Linked DNA regions of Homo sapiens: region 2 is linked to region 1. A link is an interaction called in ENCODE POLR2A ChIA-PET data of the cell type or tissue named here. Cell type or tissue: GM12878. All regions are shown on one strand. Each heading gives the region's core, and the rest is flanking DNA. Links, peaks and the distances in the headings are about the cores only. Region 1 overlaps PALM2AKAP2 (PALM2 and AKAP2 fusion). Region 2 overlaps PALM2AKAP2 (PALM2 and AKAP2 fusion).

Region 1 (9,463 bases), core at 434-8,433:
GCAGCTTCGCAAGGAACAGAGTGTCATGGGGTTAACAACAGTCATCCCAGCCAGGCTGCAGACGCCACTGTTTTGTAGTTTCATGACTGAAATCTAATGCAGTCTTCTCTGGAAGAGCCAAGTAGATGTTGCTGTGCTAAAAATAAAGAATGGGCAGGAAGTGTAATTTACACGCAAGGTTAATTGAGGATCCGTAGGCTGTGGCAGGTGCACATAACAGCCTCTAACCTGCTTGCTCAGTTCCTTCTGAGCAAAAAGCAAACTGTAATAAGCCATAAGGAAAGGTGACACACTGCAGCTGTGTAGGTTTAATTTACTGGAGATGAGGTTGCAATCATGGCCAAATGGTCTTATAAAATGTACCTAACCCCAATAGATCATCCTCACAAGAAAACAGAAAGGAACTCTCGCTCTGGGAAGTGCATCGATCATGCTCTTATTTCAAAGTTTATTTAGACATTCATCCATCTAACTTCATGCAAACACCTTCTCTGTATCAGGCACTATGCTGAGCACTGGGGATGGAGAAATAAATCAGACACAGTGTCTGCTCATGAGACTTCTTGGTCAAGTAATGCAAACAGCCATGTGAACACATAAATTACAATACAAACCAAAAATAGCAATAATAGAGGAAAGAACAACATGCTGTAGAATAGTTGGTTCTGCCTGGGAGTGTGTGGTGGGGACGCTGAGTGGTCTTCTCAATATCTATTCTCCCCCTCTTCCAAACTAACAGAATCCTTATTTGGTTGGGGATGGCAACATGCCCACCTGAAAAAAATTATGTATCCTAGCTTCCACTGAAGATAAAGCTGGCCATGGGACAGCTCTGGCCAATGAGATGTAAGTAAAAATGATCCGAAGGGACTTCCACACAACTCCCTAAAAGGGAAAGGAGGGCTGGGTGCGGTGGCTCATGCCTGTAATCCCAGCACTTTGGGAGACTGAGGCTGGAGGATTGCTTGAGCCCAGGAGGATGAGACCAGCCTGAGCAACGTGGCAAGACAAGACCCCCACCTCTACAAATAATAAAAAGTTAGCTGGGCATGGTGACATATACCCTTAGTTCTAGCTACTCTGGAGGCTAAGGTGGGAAGATCACTTGAGCCCAGGAGTTCAAGACTGCAGTGAGTGATGATCACAACACTGTACTCCAGTCTGGGTGACAGAGTGAGACCCTGTCTCAAAAAAAAAAAAAAAAAAAAAAGGAAAGGAGCGTTGGCTTAAGTGACATTTGCCTTTCCTTCCTTCCTGCCAGGTACAGGGACCTGGTGCTAAAGAGACGCATTCGTTTCCAATTCCTGCTATAACAACTACAACAAACTTAGTGGCTTACAACAATCTACATTTATTATCTTATATTTCTGTATGTCAGAAGTCTGACACGGGGTTTGCCAGGCTAGAATCAAGGTGCTGGCAGCGTTGTGTTCCCTTCTGCAGGCTCTAGGGGAGAATCCATTTCCTTGCCCTTTTCAGCTCCCTGAGGTCACCCACGTTCCGTGCCTTGTGGGTCCCTTCCTCCATCTTCAAAACCAGCACTGTTGCATCTCTCTGACCTTCCCTGCAGCCACCCCTCCTTCTGATTTCTGCCTCCCTCTTCCACATTTAAGGATCTTGTGGTTATACAAAGTGTACCCAGATAATCCAGGATACTGATCTCCCTATTTTAAAGTCAGCTGTTTGGAAACTCTAATTCCATCTGTAATTTTAATTCCTCTTTGCCATGGAACCTACCATATTCACAGGTTCTGAGGCTTAGCCTGTGGACATCTCTGGGGGTCCATTATTCTACCTACTGCAAGGGATATGATGCTATAGGCAGAGCAGTAATCCTATGTCCACAGGGGCAATAGTATGTCTGAGTGTGCAGAAAGAGAGACATTGCCTGGGTCCCAGAGGGCACGATGGAAAGAGTACACCACTTCTGGAATGCCTGGCTCCAGATTGCTTGTTATGGGCTTAAGCCTCTGTTGTGATCATAGCTGAATGCAATTCTCAACTGATACAGGTGGTGAGAAAAACTCGACAAAGTAGATGATGAATTAACTGGGCCTTGAAGGATGCATTCACCAGGTAGAAAAGAGGAGAAAATGAGCCAGGCAGAGGAGACAGCATGGGCCAAGGCCCAGCATATCACATGTCCCTCCTGTCACTCAGGAGCATGTGGCCTTGTGTGGCCTTTTTGGGTCACAGCCTGCGCTGCCCTCCAGCTTCATAGCTCAGCACGGTGCCTTGGATAGGTTCTCGCCGTTTCCGTCCCCACTCCCAATGGCTCACTCATGCTCTCCTTCTGCTTCACTTGCCTGGCTCTCAAATACCTGGCCTTCAAGGCTCTGCTGAGAGCCTACCTTCCTGCAAGGCCCAAACAAAGAGAAGGGAAGACAGAGCATGCTGGCTGCTGGGGACCCGTGCCATTCAATCTCCAGTTCCTGCTTCCCAGATCCTCAGCTACTCCTTTGCCCTTCTTACTTACAAAAGCCAATACATTGGGAGGCCAAGGTGGGTGGATCACTTGAGGTCAGGAGTTTCAGACCAGCCTGTCCAATGTGGTGAAACTCCGTCTCTACTAAAAATACAAAAATTAGCTGGGCATGGTGGCAGGTGCCTATAATCCCAGCTACATGGGAGGCTGAGGCAGGAGAATCGCTTGAACCTGGGAGGCAGAGGTTGCAGTGAGCCGAGATCATGCCATTTCACTCTAGCCTGGGCGACAGTGCAAGATTCCATCTCAAAAAAAAAAAGCAAGCCAATATATTTTCCCTTTGCCTGGGTGTTGGTCAGTTGAATCCAAAGGAGCACAGACAAATACAACTTGGTTTTTAATTGTTTTACTGTTTGGAGAGGGTCTTGTCTGTGAACTCAGGTGGGCTTCATTTTTCCTTCCCCATCAATGATGATAATAATTATTATAATACTAACAATTCTAATATTGTTTTTGCTAGATACAGTAATATATGTAACAATAATAATCATAAGGATTAGGATTATTGAGTGCTTACTGTGTGCTTGGAACTGTTATGAGTGTTTTACGTACATTATAATACTTAATCTTCACAATATCCCATGAAGTAAAAAAATCTGCAACTCCCATGACACAGATGGATGGATACACAGAAAGAGCACTGACTTGTCCAGGGTTGCAGAGATGATGTGCAGCCAGAATTTGGACCCTGGTGGTCTGGCTGGGGAACCAGTACCCTTTGCCCCTATCCTTGACATCCTCCCATGACCACTTGCCCTTTTACCTTCATTCCCTAAAGAATGCACATTGCAACACAATATATATTTTTCAAGCTCACAGAAGCACAGGTCAGACTGGGAGTAGAAGCCATTGAACTTAATTGCTCTCCAGAAACATGAAGTCCTTGAACTGTCCTCCACCCAACGATTATTTCACACCTTCTTGAACTTCTCCACACATGGGGAGCTCACCACCTCCCATGGCAAGCCAATCCCTCTTGGGACACTTAGGCCCATCGTAATGCCCACTCACAGATTTAAGCAATGTATCCCTCCCTATATCTTTCATTATCTGAGTTCCATCCCTTGAAAGGGCAGAGATCAAGTTTAGTAAACATCATGAATTATAAAGGCTCCACTCTGGGAAATGGGAAGATCTGGGGCAAACAAAACTTATTTTCCATGGTGGAGTACAGATACAAAGAGGTCCAGCAGTAGGAGGTGGTAGAAAGAGCAGAAAAGGAAAGGAGTAGAAAAACCAAGGGGAAAGAGGACTCCTGGGACCCTTCATGCAGTGAACTCAGCACCAACTAAAAGAGGAGGCAAGAGAAGCAGTAAAGAAGTGCTCACAAAATTCTCAGGACCCTATGAACACTTCTGAAAAAGGCTTACGCAAGACCAGCATATTCCTGACGATGGGCTGAGCCTTTATGAAATAACTCACTATTGAGAGACATAGACTAGGGTTACGCCCTACCCTATAGCCAAACACATTGCTACTCAGTTGACATGGGTTTGAATCTCAGTAACTACTCTCCGAATAAAAGGAGATGCTGACCAACTGGCTTAAGGTGCTTAATTCAGACCTGTTCTCTTCTCTGGAACTGCAGTTTCATAGTTGAGCAGTCAAGTGGGGTGCCTGTCTGGCCAACCTGCCAAAACAAGAACCTCAGAAGAAGTGTTTGCTGCTCAGAGGAGAGGAAAGCTGCCCACATGTTTATGAATTCAGCACAAGTAAAAGTGGAAAGGGGACTGCTAAGTTGCTCAATTTCCATCCTCCCCTTCTCTCAAAGCAATGTCATTCCTGTGGCTGAGCTGGGCATATGGCCACACAGAGTAAAGGCCACATCTCTCAGCATCCTTTGTAGCCACATGCTCTGGCCAAAGGCATGTAAGTGAAAGTGCTATATGTCAGCTCCTAGAATCTTCTTTAGCCCTTTCTTCTCCAGTTCTTTCTTCATCCTTTGCCTGAAATGCACATGTATGCAGCTGAGGCACAAACTGCCATCTTGGTCACTGTTGACAAGGATCAGTCTTTAGGGTTAAAGTGGAACAGGTCTGGGTCCCTAAGGAATTCACAGGGCACAGCCACCAAACAGCTCTTAACTGCATGCCTGTGGATGTTTACATAACTGCAGACCTGTGGATTTTTATTGAAGGGAGAAATAAGCATCTTGGCCGGGCGCGGTGGTTCACGCCTGTAATCCCAGCATTTTGGGAGGCCGAGGTGGGTGGATCACGAGGTCAGGAGATCAAGACCATCCTGGCTAACATGGTGAAACCCCATCTCTACTAAAAATACAAAAAATTAGCTGGGCGTAGTGGCGGGCGCCTGTAGTCCCAGCAACTCGGGAGGCTGAGGCAGGAGAATGGCATGAACCCAGGAGGCGGAGCTTGCAGTGAGCCGAGATTGCGCCACTGCACTCCAGCCTGGGCAACAGAGCCAGACTCCGTCTCAAAAAAAAAAAAAAAAAAAGAAATAAGCATCTTGTTTAAGCCACTGTTATTGTGGGTCTCTGTTCCTTGCATCCACATGGAATCCTAATTAATACAAGACACTTACCACATATTGTTGAATTTGAAGGAATGCTCTTAGAATTGTGCTGAGAATTAGGGATCACAGCTAATCAGAGCTTAGAGTCTTATCCATGACTCAGCAGCAGAAGAAAAAAAAATGAGCAATTGCAAGGTTGTGAATTCATTACTGCTAATCAACGCCTGTAAATGGGGTTGGCTGGAACTGTGCTTTGCCCCCCTTCTACTCCCCAAATCTCTGCCACATCCAAAGTCTCAGCAGAGAAGTTTCTACTCCTTGCACAATTATAATCACCCATGTCTTAGCATCTCTTTGGTGCGCTATTTGTGTCCGTCTGGCTTCCTGCCAGAGCCTTTGCCAGCTGAATTATATCAGAAAGAGCCAAGACATGCCTAAGTATACATTTTAAACACCTTTCCAGCCTTGCAGTGCAGCGAGCTGATCGCTCCTATAAATAAGACTTAACAACATAGAGCTCACCCATGACCTTGAAGTTTCAGTTATGTGGTGGGAAGAGAAGACTGATCACATGTGGTTCAGAAGTGAGTGTGGGGACAGGGGCTAAGGTGGCAGGCAGCTGAAAATTTTGCCTGCCCAGGGTCCCTCTGCCCTTTTCTTTTAGGAACAACATCCAGCTCCTCCACTGGGAAAAAAGTCTCTCTAGGGTTCCTTGTAGATTTGGTGAAACTATTGGTCAGAAGGCTCACATCCCTGGCCAAGGAGTAGAAACATATCTAAGCTAGGCCAACTGAACTCTTGCCCAAAGATCTTTGTCTTGAGAGAAGTGACTCAAAGAATAAAAACTAATCGGGGGTGAATTCGTCCCATGGTAAAACTCTGAAGAGACCACTTCATTAGTTCCTGCTGCCTGGAATTCCAGATCTGTCTGAGATGTGATTATCTGACCCCTTCTTCCATCCTAAGAATATTTAACCTCATCGATCTATCTATCTTATCTGTCTGTCTGTCTGTCTATCTATCTATCTATCTAATCTAGCTCTCTAGCAATCTATCTGTCCTATCTATCATCTATCTTAATACCTCCATTTCAATATTCTAGGTAGAACACTGGGAAGAATATTGTTTTCATGCAAATCAATGCTACAAAATTCATTTTCCACATTTCAGGAAGACAGCGCATTTGTTTCTATGGCACTCCACAAATATTTATCCTTTGTGACTCAATTTGTAAGGAAACAGCTTCCTTTTATTTAGATGAGTCTATCTGGAGTCACGGCAGATCATTTGGTATTTTAATATGAAAACATGTTAATGGCCCTTAAGTAAACAGAGGATTTCCACTTTTCCTTATGAAAGAACAGGGCCTTCCTTGACTGTAAGGTGTCAGTGGAAACTCAAGCCCATTTCCTCCTCTTTTTTTTTTTTCCTCACGTCATCCCTGAGACAGAAATATGGCAGAGAAGACAAGGGTCCCTTTAAGAATTCCAAAGGTCCAGCTCACATCCTTTCCTGGTGGCTCCCTCTCACCTCCTTCCCAAACCCCATCAAACTTCTTCGGCTGGAAGTTCACACCCTCCATGTTCTGCTCCCACCCCTTTCCAGCCTTATGCCTTCCTGTCTTCAGCCAAGACCTCAAACTGCTCCTGACAAAGCCAGGAAGGACTCCCCACTCTCAACTCCATTGTCTGAAAACAGATATCATAATAAAAGCCCAAATCAAATTACATCTCTTTAGGAATGTTTTCCATAATTCCCCCAGCCCCCCAACCCAGCCTGGTATGTTCATTCATTCTGATTCTCCACAGCATTTCTAACTTTTGGTACACTCTGCCTTGTATTAGAGTGTTAAAAATATATTTATCCTTCCCAACCCTATCTATACCTTCTCCCAAGTGCAGGCTTATTAAGAGATAGGACTATATATTTTGTGTTACTGTACCTCACATTCTTCCCTGTACATACAGATGCTCAATAAATATTTGTTGAGTGCATAAAAAGCAAAGCTACCCAAGAACATGCTTCTAAAGGATTCTATAGTGAATGTAACTTGGAGATGGTGATAGTAAATGTAATTTTTAAAATCTTGGCTTGGTTTTTCTACTTTCCCCTCAAATATACAAATTTAGATATTCAGTGAGAAAAAAGAACAATATTGGACTGATTTATATCTTGATCTAAGTATACAGCTGGGACATGGCAGCACTTTTCATTATTGATGGTGATGTAATCATATTGAAGCCCAAATACAAATAAATGAAAATTTCTCTCTCCATAAGTGTGCTTCAGCCCATGGAGACACCAGCTTTTCTCTCCTTTTCATGTGTATTTACTCCATCTGGAATCACATGACTCACACTATCAGAATCTGTGCAAGTGGATTTCCGTGTAGGAAATCATTTCCAGGCTTGAGCTGAGCACTGATTTCTTTGTTGTGATTCTTATTTGAGTCTGTTTCATCAGAAATAAAGAGTTTTGATTACAGGAAAGTGAGATTATTTCATTTCAAAGCAGTACTTTTCTCAATAGCTTAAACCCCCTCCTTTTCCCCCTAAAAATGTCCCTTTTTTCTAGGAAGAGAAAAAGTCCCATCCAGCCACACCTTCTGACCTCCAGCCTCTGACTCAGACTGTCTGTTGAAGGCCAGCGCCTCCACCCCTGCACCTGAGCTTGTGCAGACTGATCTGGGAGGATACCCCATTAACTATCCCCTCTCCCCTGTGTCTTCACCTCTCTCCAAGATGCCTCCTTCCTGCTAGTCAATAAACAAGAATTATCTCTTTCCATACTAAAAATAAGTGAACTTCTCTTGACCCTGCATCCTGTTCTAGTTGCTGCTGAATCCCTCTTCCAGACTTCCCCAAGGCCAGTCATCTCTTACTGCCTCAACATCCTCACATCCTGACCCCTCCTCAGCCTCAGTCCCTCTGCACTCACCGCCCTGCTGCGTCTGCTCCTAGTCAAGTCCATGCCTCAGCCTCAGTCCCTCTGCCCTCACCGCCCTGCTGCATCTGCTTTTAGTCAAGTCCATGCCTCAGCCTCAGTCCCTCTGCCCTCATGCCCTGCTGCGTCTGCTCCTAGTCAAGTCCATGACTGCCACGTCCAGCGGACCCTCTTTGGTGTGGATCTGTTTGACTTCTTCGTTTTTAAAAACATATTTGATCACTCTTCCTCCATGATGAAGAGACCATGACGCCATGTTCTCCATATGGGCACCTCTTCTCCTACTCTACCACTAAAGGTTTATTTGTTTTATTGTTCTTATTGATTAACATTTAATTCTTGGCTACTCATGTCCAGCCTCATGCTTTAATTCCTACCGAACATGCTTAAATCTATCCAAACTATATCTTCAGCATCTCTCCTGAACTCCAGCCTTTATGTACAATTGTATTTTGAATGTCTCCACCCGGATGGTCCACATACACAACATATACAGGACCAAACTCATCTTTCTCCATAGAGCTGCTCCTCCCTATTCTCTAGCTCAGATGCTGGTACCACCGTTAATCCATTCTACTTAGGAGGGAAACCTAGATGTTGTCTTCACCTCTGGCTTGACCCTCGCTTACTATCATCACGTACATGTATCTTATTAGTCACCAGGTCAACTAAGTGTCTTATTAGCCACCAAGCCAATTTGCCCCACAAATCTCTTTTCATAGCTGCTTCTCTTCAGCCCTAGTATAGGCTCTCTCCTAAATGCCTGCAACAACCTTCTAACCAATCTCTCTGCTTCTATGCAGCCCCATCACCCTAAAATCCAGAATGTGCCTAGACACACCACAATAGCACTCCCCTGCTGAAAACCCCTCATGGGCTCTCTGCTAAAGCTCATGGATATGACACACTCCCAGCCTCTCATTTACCTGCAGAAATGAAGATTTCCTTGTTTGGCTCAATGACTTTGCTCATACCACCCCTCTGCCTGGATTGCCCTTGTTCTCTCTCTTCCCCTTCCCATGGGTAATTACTACTCATTTTTAAAGCATCTGCTCAGGTATCATCTCTTTATGGAAGTCTTCTTTGGACTTTTCCCATGAAGGTGCTCTTCTTCTTTGCTGCCATATCTCATGGACATATTTCTACCACCAACTTTATCCCACTGTATTTTAATCACTCATTCATGGATTTTGGGCTCCCTTCCCTAACTCCAGTTTACAAACCTCTAGAGGATAATTACCATCACTTTTTCATCTTCCTTTGATGATGGCTTCTAGCATCTAGCTGGCCTGTATCTAGCAAGGAACCTGCCTCATTGAAAGTTCTCAGTAAGTGTTGGTTGAGTAAATGACTGTCTCAATGAACACATAAATTGTTTCTCAACTGGAAGTAGCCTCAAGCAGACCTTCCGGCTCAGTTCTTTCAGTCAAAAATGAATCTTAAAAGAACAAATTCAAATTAACATCAATCCTGGACTTAGTAAAAACAACAGATTAAAAAGAAACTGGTCTTATTTGCTTTCTCTGAAGCAGGAGGATGCAGAAGGTAACTGCTGTGTGGCTC
Region 2 (9,463 bases), core at 770-8,769, 180 kb before region 1:
TTCTTCCTGCCCTGGCTATATGAAGTGCTCACTCCCCCTTTGCCTTCCATCATGTTTGTAAGTTTCCTGAGACCTCCCCAGAAGCTGAGCGGATACCAGAACCATGCCTCCTATACAGCCTGTGGAATCATGAGCCAGTTAAACCTCTTGTCTTTATAAATTACCCAGTTTCAGGTATTTCTTCATAGCAATGTGAGAACTAACTAATACAGAGAGCCTCAAGTTTAAGGCTACCTAGCGCAAAGACGAGTACGGCCTCCAGTTGCCTTGTTCATTGGTCACTATCCTAAGAAAATGTATACAATCATCTTTAAACTATTCTCTCCTGAGGAACTACCCTACAGTGGTGCATTGTGGTATTAGACATACAAAGATGCAGATCACACACATGGGCCTCAGCCTAGTGGTGAAGATAAGACTAAAAACAGATGTATCCAACAATGTTGCCAGTGCAATGGTAAGCAGGGTTCTCAACAGCGGTGCTATTGACATTTGGGGCCAGGTGCCTCTTTGTTGGGGCTGTCCTGTGTGCTGTATGAAGGATATTAAGCAGCATCCCTGGCTTCCACCAACTAGTAGCGCTCACCTGTCATGACAATCAAAAATGTATCCCAACATTGCCAAATGTCCCCTTGGAGACAAAACAGCCCTCAGTTGAGACCACTGGGAAAGACGCACAAGGTATCACGAGAGTATAGAAGAGGAATTCTTAAGCCAGAGAGGCATAATCAAAGAATGCTTCTCAGAGAAACTGTCATCTGAACTGAGTCTTAAAAGATGAGTCTGGTCAACGGGAGAGGGATTCCAGGCAGAGGAGAGAGCATGAATAGTGAAGGAAACAGGGTAGTGTGATGCCTTCCAGACTACAAACAGCTCGTTGTAAGGTGCAAGGCAGCAGCAGGGGAGATGAGCCTGGAGAGGGAGATGGGCCCCAGATCACAAATGTCAGGTTTGGGAATCTGGGCTTTATTCTAGATGCAATCACTCTTCACATGATTAGAGTAGCTATGCCAGCCTTGAATCTTCATAAATTCTCATTAAATGTCCCTGATAGCATTTCTATCCAAGACAATATTTCTGCTATTTCAGCAATGGTAATCTTGCTAAATTTTTGGTCAATTGCCAATCTCTGGTATCTTCTTTTTCTTTTCTCCTGGCTTTTTGTCCTTGAAGCCCATTTTTCCTTACTCATTGATCCCTTGACAGACACAGGACCAGTTCTCCTCATGCCCCATCTACCCATCTTAGCCGAGTCCCGCAGTCACTCAATTTCCACTATTTTCCTCCCAAAATATTACATCTCACATCCAGTAAACAGTTGTCATCTCATAAGCCATAAAACAATCAATCAATCAACTATCAATTCTGAAACTTTTGCTTATTTGGAAGGTTAGCCTAGGGTAGGTGTTTATAAAAATTATTTAAAAACAAAGACAACAACTGGCTACATGGCCTGAACGTCCCTGCAGAGGACATGTGTTTTCTTGATCTGACATACATGTCCCTCAATTTCCCTTAAAGAACCACCTCTTCTGCCACTCTCTACCTTCATTCTGCACCGTGGTCTAGGGGGAGCTCTCACTCCTTCAGCTCTAGGAGTGAGCAGGTGACCTAAGTCTGACCAATCAGAGCACTGCCGCTCACCCCCACCCCATCCCTGGGGGTCATAAGGAGCAGGAGAAGCAATCAGAGCCCATGAGACCCCATTCTGAGACTTGTTGGAACTGTACGGAATTGAGAAAGTAGAATAAAAGCCGGAAGCTGCTGTCAGTCACCTTGATACAGCAAGCAAGAGTCTACTAGAGAATAGAACCAACACAGAGGGAAACACAGCTGAGTGGGGAAAGAGAGGCGGATAACATCGTTTGAATTTCTAGATCCCACAATGCCTCAAGTCTATCCCTGTACCTTTACCTTTCAGTGATATTAGCCAATAAATTCCACTTATTAAGCCAGTTTGAGTTATGCAGATTACAGTCCTTCTACAGCATTTCACTGCCCTTAAAACCACACAGAACTAAGCTCACTTAAAAAAAAATCTAAAGTGCAAAAAATTGACTTTTTTCACTTTCAGTATATTCTTTTTACTAACTAAAGTATTTATTACAAATTTCTTTGGGTTTAAAAAAGCATATAATACATTACACAGTTCTACATTCATTAATTAAAATACAAGGAAACAATATTCAGATTGTACAATTTTCCCATTTATAACTTTGAGAAAAGGATAAGTCAATCAGATCTTACTTCTTTTTTTTTGAGGCGGAGTCTCACTCTGTCACTCAGACTGGAATGCGGTGGCACAATCTCAGCTCACTACAGCCTCCACCTCCCGGGTTCATGTAATTCTCCTGCCTCAGCCTCCCAAGTAGCTGGGACTACAGGAATGCACCACCACACCTGGCTAATTTTTGTATTTTTAGTAGATACGGAGTTTCACTATGTTGGCCAGGCTGATCTTGAACTCCTGACCTCAGGTGGTCCTCCCGCCTCGGCTTCACAAAGTGCTGAGATTACAGGTATGAGCCACTGCAACTGGCCAGATCTTACTTCTGACATCTCAGGCAACCTTTCACATGAAAAGTGTCAGACACAGCTGTGCTATTTGTTACAAAAGGGCTTGGCTCCATCTTCAGAAGTGGTAGTAAACTTGATACTCAAACATGCCAATAGAAATTTGAAGCAAAATATATTTAGGGGATCATGGAACTGTTCTTTATCTTGATTGTGGTGATGTTTCCTCAACTGTAAGCATTTATCTAAACTCATAGAGATGTACAGCAAAAAGAATGAATTTCACTATGTGTAAGTAAAAAATAAATAAATCTTGGCTGGGCGCGGTGGCTCACACCTGTAATCCCGGCACTTTGGGAGGCCAAGGCGGGCAGATCATGAGGTCAGGAGATCAAGACCATCCTGGCTAACACGGTGAAACCCCATCTCTACTAAAAATACAAAAAATTAGCCGGGTGTGGAGGCAGGCGCCTATAGTCCCAGCTACTCGGGAGGCTGAGGCAGGAGAATGGCATGAACCCGGGAGGTAGAGATTGCAGTGAGCGGAGATCGTGCTACTGCACCCCAGCCTGGGCGACAGAGCAAGACTCTGTCTCAAAAAAAAAAAAAAAAAAAAAGAATAAATCTCAAAGATTAAAAAGCCCATCACACAGACACACACACACACACACACCCCAACCACCAAGGATCAGAAAAGCAACGAGGATCACACACATTATAAGTCAGCACATGTAAATTTCAGAGTTTTGAAAAGGAAGTTACCTCTCTTTAGTTAAGAGGGTTTTTTAAAAAAATCTTTATTGACCGTAGACAATACCTGATCTTTGTGGACTTGAAAAACCTCACACGTGCAGCTCCATTCTTCATTACACTACTGCATTATCACTACACTGATATAGACAGGATTGCAGTTACCTCACCAACTCTTTGACTTCTAAGAGAAGCACACAAACATAAAACCTGCCCCAAATCCCTGCAAAGTGCCAAGTGCCCGACTAGCAGCAGGTCTGAAACAGAGCTCATGTAGTTGTTTTCAAACCCTAAGGCCATTCTTTAGCTTTACCCATGCCGACCTATGTTGTCAGCATGTTCAAGGTCAATGCAAAAAAAAAAAAATTGAGCTAGATTTTAAAGCATAGCATGTATACCGTTCATACATTCCCAGCTTAACAGCTACGTGCCTAGTTTTTCCACAGTGCATCTAACATTATTACTAAGGGGCTGAGAAATCATCACAGCATTAAAACATCAGGTAAAAAAATCCCAGAGAACATTTCTACTGATGCTTTGCCTCCTTGAAAAATGCTATATAAGTTGAAGGTACTAAGGTATTACAGTAATTACTAGGGAAAAATAAATAATTCACAATAAATTTAGAACTTGAAGCAGATCAGCATTTTTATAGACCTAGAGTTATTCTGCTTTACCTCTCTTAAAGAAATGTTGGCCATGGGAACACAACATTAGCTTTTTAGAACTCCCAGAAACTGAAATGTTTGGGATATGCTTTTTCTCTCTGGGTGACTCAATGCCTTGAGTTCATAAATGCAATGTCCCTGAAGAATAAAAGAGAAATGTGCCTTAATGAGCTTGAGGCATGAAAGGTGTAAGTTCCCTCTGCAGCAAGCAAAAGTCCACAGTAAAAGTAACTGAGACCTACCGTGAAGAGAGAGAACAGCATCCAGGTGGCAATCATGACCTAACTTTCCCTCAGTTATATCTGATCTTCAGAACCCACTGTGCCTACAGCTTCGTCCCAGTTTCCCTTTCTTCAGTAGGACATCCGATGTAAGGACACAGGAACACAGCCCTCTGCCAGGTCACAGGATTTCAGGGGAAGCAGGACTGAGCTCGCATCCTGTACCTGCCCGCACACACCTGGTGGACGCTGCCCCAGGAAGCACACAGGCTGCAATGTGAACCGGCCCGACTTCTCCGGTTCAAAGGTACACTTTGGAACCATGTTACAGCCTTCAAGGGCAAATGAAACAGGAGTCGAGTGTATTTACGTTTACACAGCTACTAATGATCAGATTACATTTTATCAGATCAATTATGATTTGACAAATACTAGCTGTTACTTGAATTCAAATGTAATAGGATAACATGCCCTGGGTAAGCAGTAGGCAGTTGTGGTTTTTTGTTGTTGTTGTTTTAGTTTTCATCTTTTAAAGTCATGATGACTTATAATGTAAACATCAGAAAGTGACCTTCAAGACTTTTCTCCTCCTGTAAAAGGCTGCTGGCTCTCCACGATAAGGAAGAGTCACTGGACACTGTTTACAGTAAAGAGAAGTAACACTATTGGTTCAAACAAAGGCACCTTTACAGAGAGGAAGAAAACCTGTTTAGCAAAGAGGCAGGTGCAAAAAGGGATGAGCATCTTGTGAAACACGATACAAAATGAAGTCAAGGCACAGCCGTTCCTGGTAATGGCATGAGAATACAATTCTAGCCTCCTAAGACACAAAAGTCAAAATCCTATTTTTGTTAAGAATTGTGTTAAGAAGGGATTTTTTTAAACATTGTCCTGTCTTTAAGATTTTAGGTAAAGTATGCTCCTGGTGTCAGAGTTAGGATGTCTGGCTTCCTCCTTCTAAGGCCAAGGGGTAACTGTGACCTCATCCACTGGCCCCTGGAATCAACTAGTACTTATCTCCATCTCAGGACTTGCTGTAGCCATGCCATATTCCTTAATAAAGATCTTTTCATGGCTGGTTTTTACCTGCTTTATATTATCTCTAGAGATCATTTTAATTCCACTTTAAAACATTCTATCAGACATAACTAGTCTTGGCTTCAGCCCCATTTTCAACAAGTGAAATTAAAGGAGGCAGTTCTTTGAAATGCATACATGTGCTCTCCAACAAGTGATCTAGTTTCCCTTTCTTACTGCTTCTCCCATCCGCCTCCCCAGTGCCCTTTCTCCCTATTGCTCTGCACTGCCCATTATGGTGCTCCTAGCCATAGGCTGGTTACTGACTACTTGAAATGTGGCCAGTGTGACTGAGGATCTGATTTTTTAAATTGTATTTAGTTAACTTAAATGCAAACTGTAGGCCGGCGCGGTGGCTCATGCCTGAAATGCCAGCACTTTGGGAGGCCAACGCAGGTGGATCACCTGAGGTCAGGAGTTCCAGACCAGCCTGATCAATAAGGTGAAACCCTAGCTCTACTAAAAATACAAAAATTAGCTGGGCGTGGTGGCTTGAAGCTGTATTCCCAGCTACTTGGGAGGCTGAGACAGGAGAATTTCTTGAACCCGGGAGGCGGAGGTTGCAGTGAACTGAGATCGCATCACTGCACTCCAGCCTGGGCGACAGAGTGACACTCTGTCTCAGAAAAAAAAAAAAAAAAAAAAAAAAAAAAAAAACACGTAAATGCAAACTTTAATAGCTACTTGTGGCCAGTGGCTGGAGAGTGCAGCTATATAGCTCTTTATTTTGAGGCAGGAGAATAGGGTCTAGAGGCAGGGAACCTAAAGCCAATTCACGCTGACTACCTAGAACTGAATCAAAAGGAAAACCTCAACTTTCCACACCAAAGTAACAAAAGGACCAGAACTACTCCCTTTGCAAATCCCCCACCCTTTTCTTGTGTGGCAGATGAAAAATTGAAATTATGTCTGATTGCTCCCTTCCCACAACCAATCAGGTTGGCCTTGGGCCAAATCTTCATTTGCATAGAAGTATAACTTTGTAACTTCACTGCAGCCTCTGATTGGTTGCTTTCCACAATCAGATGTTTGCATAGGGTGTAGCTTTGTAACTTCAGCCTCTGATTGGTCCCCTCCTGCAACCAATCAGACTAATCATGAGCCACTACTTCATTACATAGGGCATACACCAAGTAACCAATGGGAAATCTCTAAAGGGTATTTAAACCCCAGACAATTCTGTAACCAGTCCCTTGAGCTGCTTGCTGCTTGTGAAGGCACACCTTGTGGTGTGTGCTTTCATTTTCAATAAATCTCTGCTTTTGTTGCTTCATTCTTTCCTTCCTTTGTTTGTGCATTTTGTCCAATTCTTTGTTCAAGATGCCAAGAACCTGGACACCCTCCACTGATAACAATTTGAACAGCTCTTTTTTGCAATTCAGAACCATACAATACAAATGCTGTTGTCTCAGAGACCTCCTCCCTTGATCAGCACATCTAAGCAGCCCCCTCATCCCACATTCCCTTTCTTCCCTTCTCAGCACTTATTACCACTCCAAATGGCTCTGTGTTTGCTTCCCTCCTCTACGATCTCAGGTCCCTGAGGACAGAAACCTCATCCATCTTCCTCACTACTGTCTCCTACATGCCTAGAACAGTAACTGGCCTATGGCAGACACTTAGTAAATATTTGTTGAGTCAATGAATGAAATGAACCAGCTCACCTAGCCGGGGTGCTTCCTTGATGAAATGGGAAAAGAGAAATCCATGCAGCTTGGTTAGTAAATGGCTTTTTTAAAGTCAGAACTCTGCCCCATGGAACCATGTTCTAGAACTCATTCACAGCATCCAGTTCTGCATTCAAATGACAAGGAACTGAAGGAGCCTCCAAACCACGATAAGGCTGGAACCTTAGAGGCCATGGTCTTGGGACTCTCCAAGAATAGACATGAGGCTTCTGTAATAGACTGGGGAAGAGCCACCTCTGAACAAATGATTGCAACTGTGAAGACCTGCAAGATTAGTCCCAGCCCTACTGGGAATGAGCTGGGTCAGGTACTGTGCAGTGATCAAGACAAACATGGTCCTCAAACCTTTGGGGCCTCTCCGACACATCAGACACATTAATAGTATTAAGATGATGCATTAGTTCTGTGATGCTCTTGATGGAGAGCACAAAAGGGGACACCTTTCTCCTCCTGGGGTGATCAACAAAGGCTTCTCATAGCAAGGGCTGATAAAGCTGAGTCTTAAAGTGGGGTAGAGTTAGCCATGTTAGAGAGAAGGACCAGCATGGTGGAGAGAATTGGGAGTTGGGTGTGACAGGGAGATGTGAGATAGTTAGTCCAGGCAGGAAGGATAGCAAGAGCAAAGTCACCTGAGGTATGGAATGGCGTAGTGTTTACAGAGAATTGCAATTACTTTGGTTTTACTTGAGTGTAAACAGTGAAGTCTGGAGTGGCAAGAAATAAAGCCAGAGCAATGGGTAGGGGGTCAAATCATTGACCACCTAGGCTTTGAATGCCAAGGATTTGGGGTCTTCTTCCTAGGGCAATGGGTGAGAGGCTTTAAGAAGAGAGATGAAATGACTATCTGTTTTGTAATGATCTTCATGACCCTAGAGATTTACTGGGGGCAAAGAAACTGGAAAAGTACATAACACTTGAGACAAATACACTCTGTAGGACAGGGATGGAAAATACTGCCTCTGTGTCCAGAAACCTGATGGTGCCAACTGGGCCAAAAGTGATATGGCTGCCAAAGACAGGTTGATAGTCAAGTCATTTAGACTGACTTTGCAACTTAATGCATGTGCATGTACACACACGCACCTATGGGGTCATGAGCCCAATGCCCACAGGTACAACAGTAATAATCAGTGGAGCCCCAGCAAGAAATGCCATCTTGGAAAGTCAGCAAATGGTACAAGTCATTCTCTGCAGCTTTTCAAGGAATTGCCTCTATGTAGGTCTGATCAAGCATGCTTTAGATTCAAATCCAGCAAACATTTATTTAGTGCCTACTATGTGCTGGGTGCTCTCATAGACATTAACTTCTTTAATAATCATAGTATTAAGCACATCTCTCAGACCTTTTATACTGCCCAGACATCTGCATATAGATGGCTTTTCTTTTTTATATTTTAATCCATTTTTACCTTCATTAGATTAAAATGCAAATAGCAAGCACATAGTTTTTAAAAATCAAACAGAGTTTAAGAGTTAAATTGTCAAACAAGTGCCCCACACCCTCCCACTTCTCAGTCTTATACCACTTGCAACTCTTTGTAGTTATTTCTTTTTTTTTTTTTTTTTGAGATGGAGTCTCACTCTTATTGCCCAGGTGGAGTGCAGTAGTGCAATCTCAGCTCACTGCAACCACTGCCTCCCGGGTTCAAGCGATTCTCCTGCCTCAACCTCCCGAGTAGCCAGGATTACAGGCACACACCACCATGCCCAGGTAATTTTTGTATTTTTAGTAGAGATGGGGTTTCAACATTTTGGCCAGTCTGGCCTCAAACTCCTGACCTCAGGTGATCCGCCCGCCTCGGCCTCCCAAAGTGCTAGGATTACAGGTGTGAGCCACTTCGCATGGGCTGTAGTTATTTCTTTTTGGTACTTGCCACACTTTTCTAAATATGATGTTTAGGCTATCTTGCTTTCTATTTATCAGTTTTAGGCATTATCCATTGGCATCCCCCTCAACTTGTCCTCCCAATATTTTTATTTACTTCACAAATTTATTATTCAGTGTTTATTATTAGGTTCATATAAATTTTGTGCACTGAAGACTTACAGAGTATACTATGTTTTCTTGTCTAATTTTCTGAGGTTTTTTCCTCTGAAGTTAACTATATTCCTCAATTACTTAGTTTTCTACTTACATATTGCTAACTCGGCCCAAAGTTCCAGATCGGTGAAACATCACAGTAGTATTTTCTACATCCATACATCAAGAAATCCACCTGTTCCATTGTGTCCCACAGCCATGGGTCTTCCTGCTCCAGTCTTGCTTAGTTGACTGCTAGACTTTATATTTTCTTGAGTTTCTATATCCCTGGTTTCCTGTATCCCACCTCTTATACTTTTTCAACTTACCCCTTCACCTTGCTGGACCATATCCTCCAGTACCTTTCCCTTTCCTTTGTACACATTCTCTTTAACTTTAATTACTATTTTTTATTAAAGACATACAGTTACATAGTTTAAAGCGCCTAATAGTACAGAAAACAACAATTCCTACGGGTCACCACTTCGGCCTGCTTCCCTCCGATTTTTCCTCCCAAGAGTAAGT

What was found. ChIA-PET counts read pairs that join two places held together with the same protein. Peaks named below come from ENCODE experiments on the same cell type or tissue, not always from the same donor. Only the 100,000 strongest peaks of a DNase experiment are listed, where the experiment ranks them.
Region 2: POLR2A ChIA-PET joins it to region 1 with 8 read pairs; 7 of 35 experiments call an interaction of 5 or more read pairs at or near these places.

The regions. Positions count from the first base shown.
Region 1 is chr9:109,909,232-109,918,694 of GRCh38, reverse strand. All of the region lies in intron 3 of PALM2AKAP2 (PALM2 and AKAP2 fusion), which reads right to left. Among named protein-coding and RNA genes, the nearest start is that of PALM2AKAP2, 130 kb to the right of the region's middle. RefSeq lists an enhancer at 127-176. In GM12878, for the core only: no CTCF peak of the experiment used is centred there; DNase peaks (open chromatin) are centred at 4,115 and 5,439; H3K4me3 peaks cover 1,084 bases; H3K27ac peaks cover 3,369 bases.
Region 2 is chr9:110,085,128-110,094,590 of GRCh38, reverse strand. The region is part of intron 7 of PALM2AKAP2 (PALM2 and AKAP2 fusion); the gene reads right to left. Among named protein-coding and RNA genes, the nearest start is that of C9orf152, 120 kb to the left of the region's middle. RefSeq lists an enhancer at 1,615-1,784. In GM12878, for the core only: no CTCF peak of the experiment used is centred there; no DNase peak of the experiment used is centred there.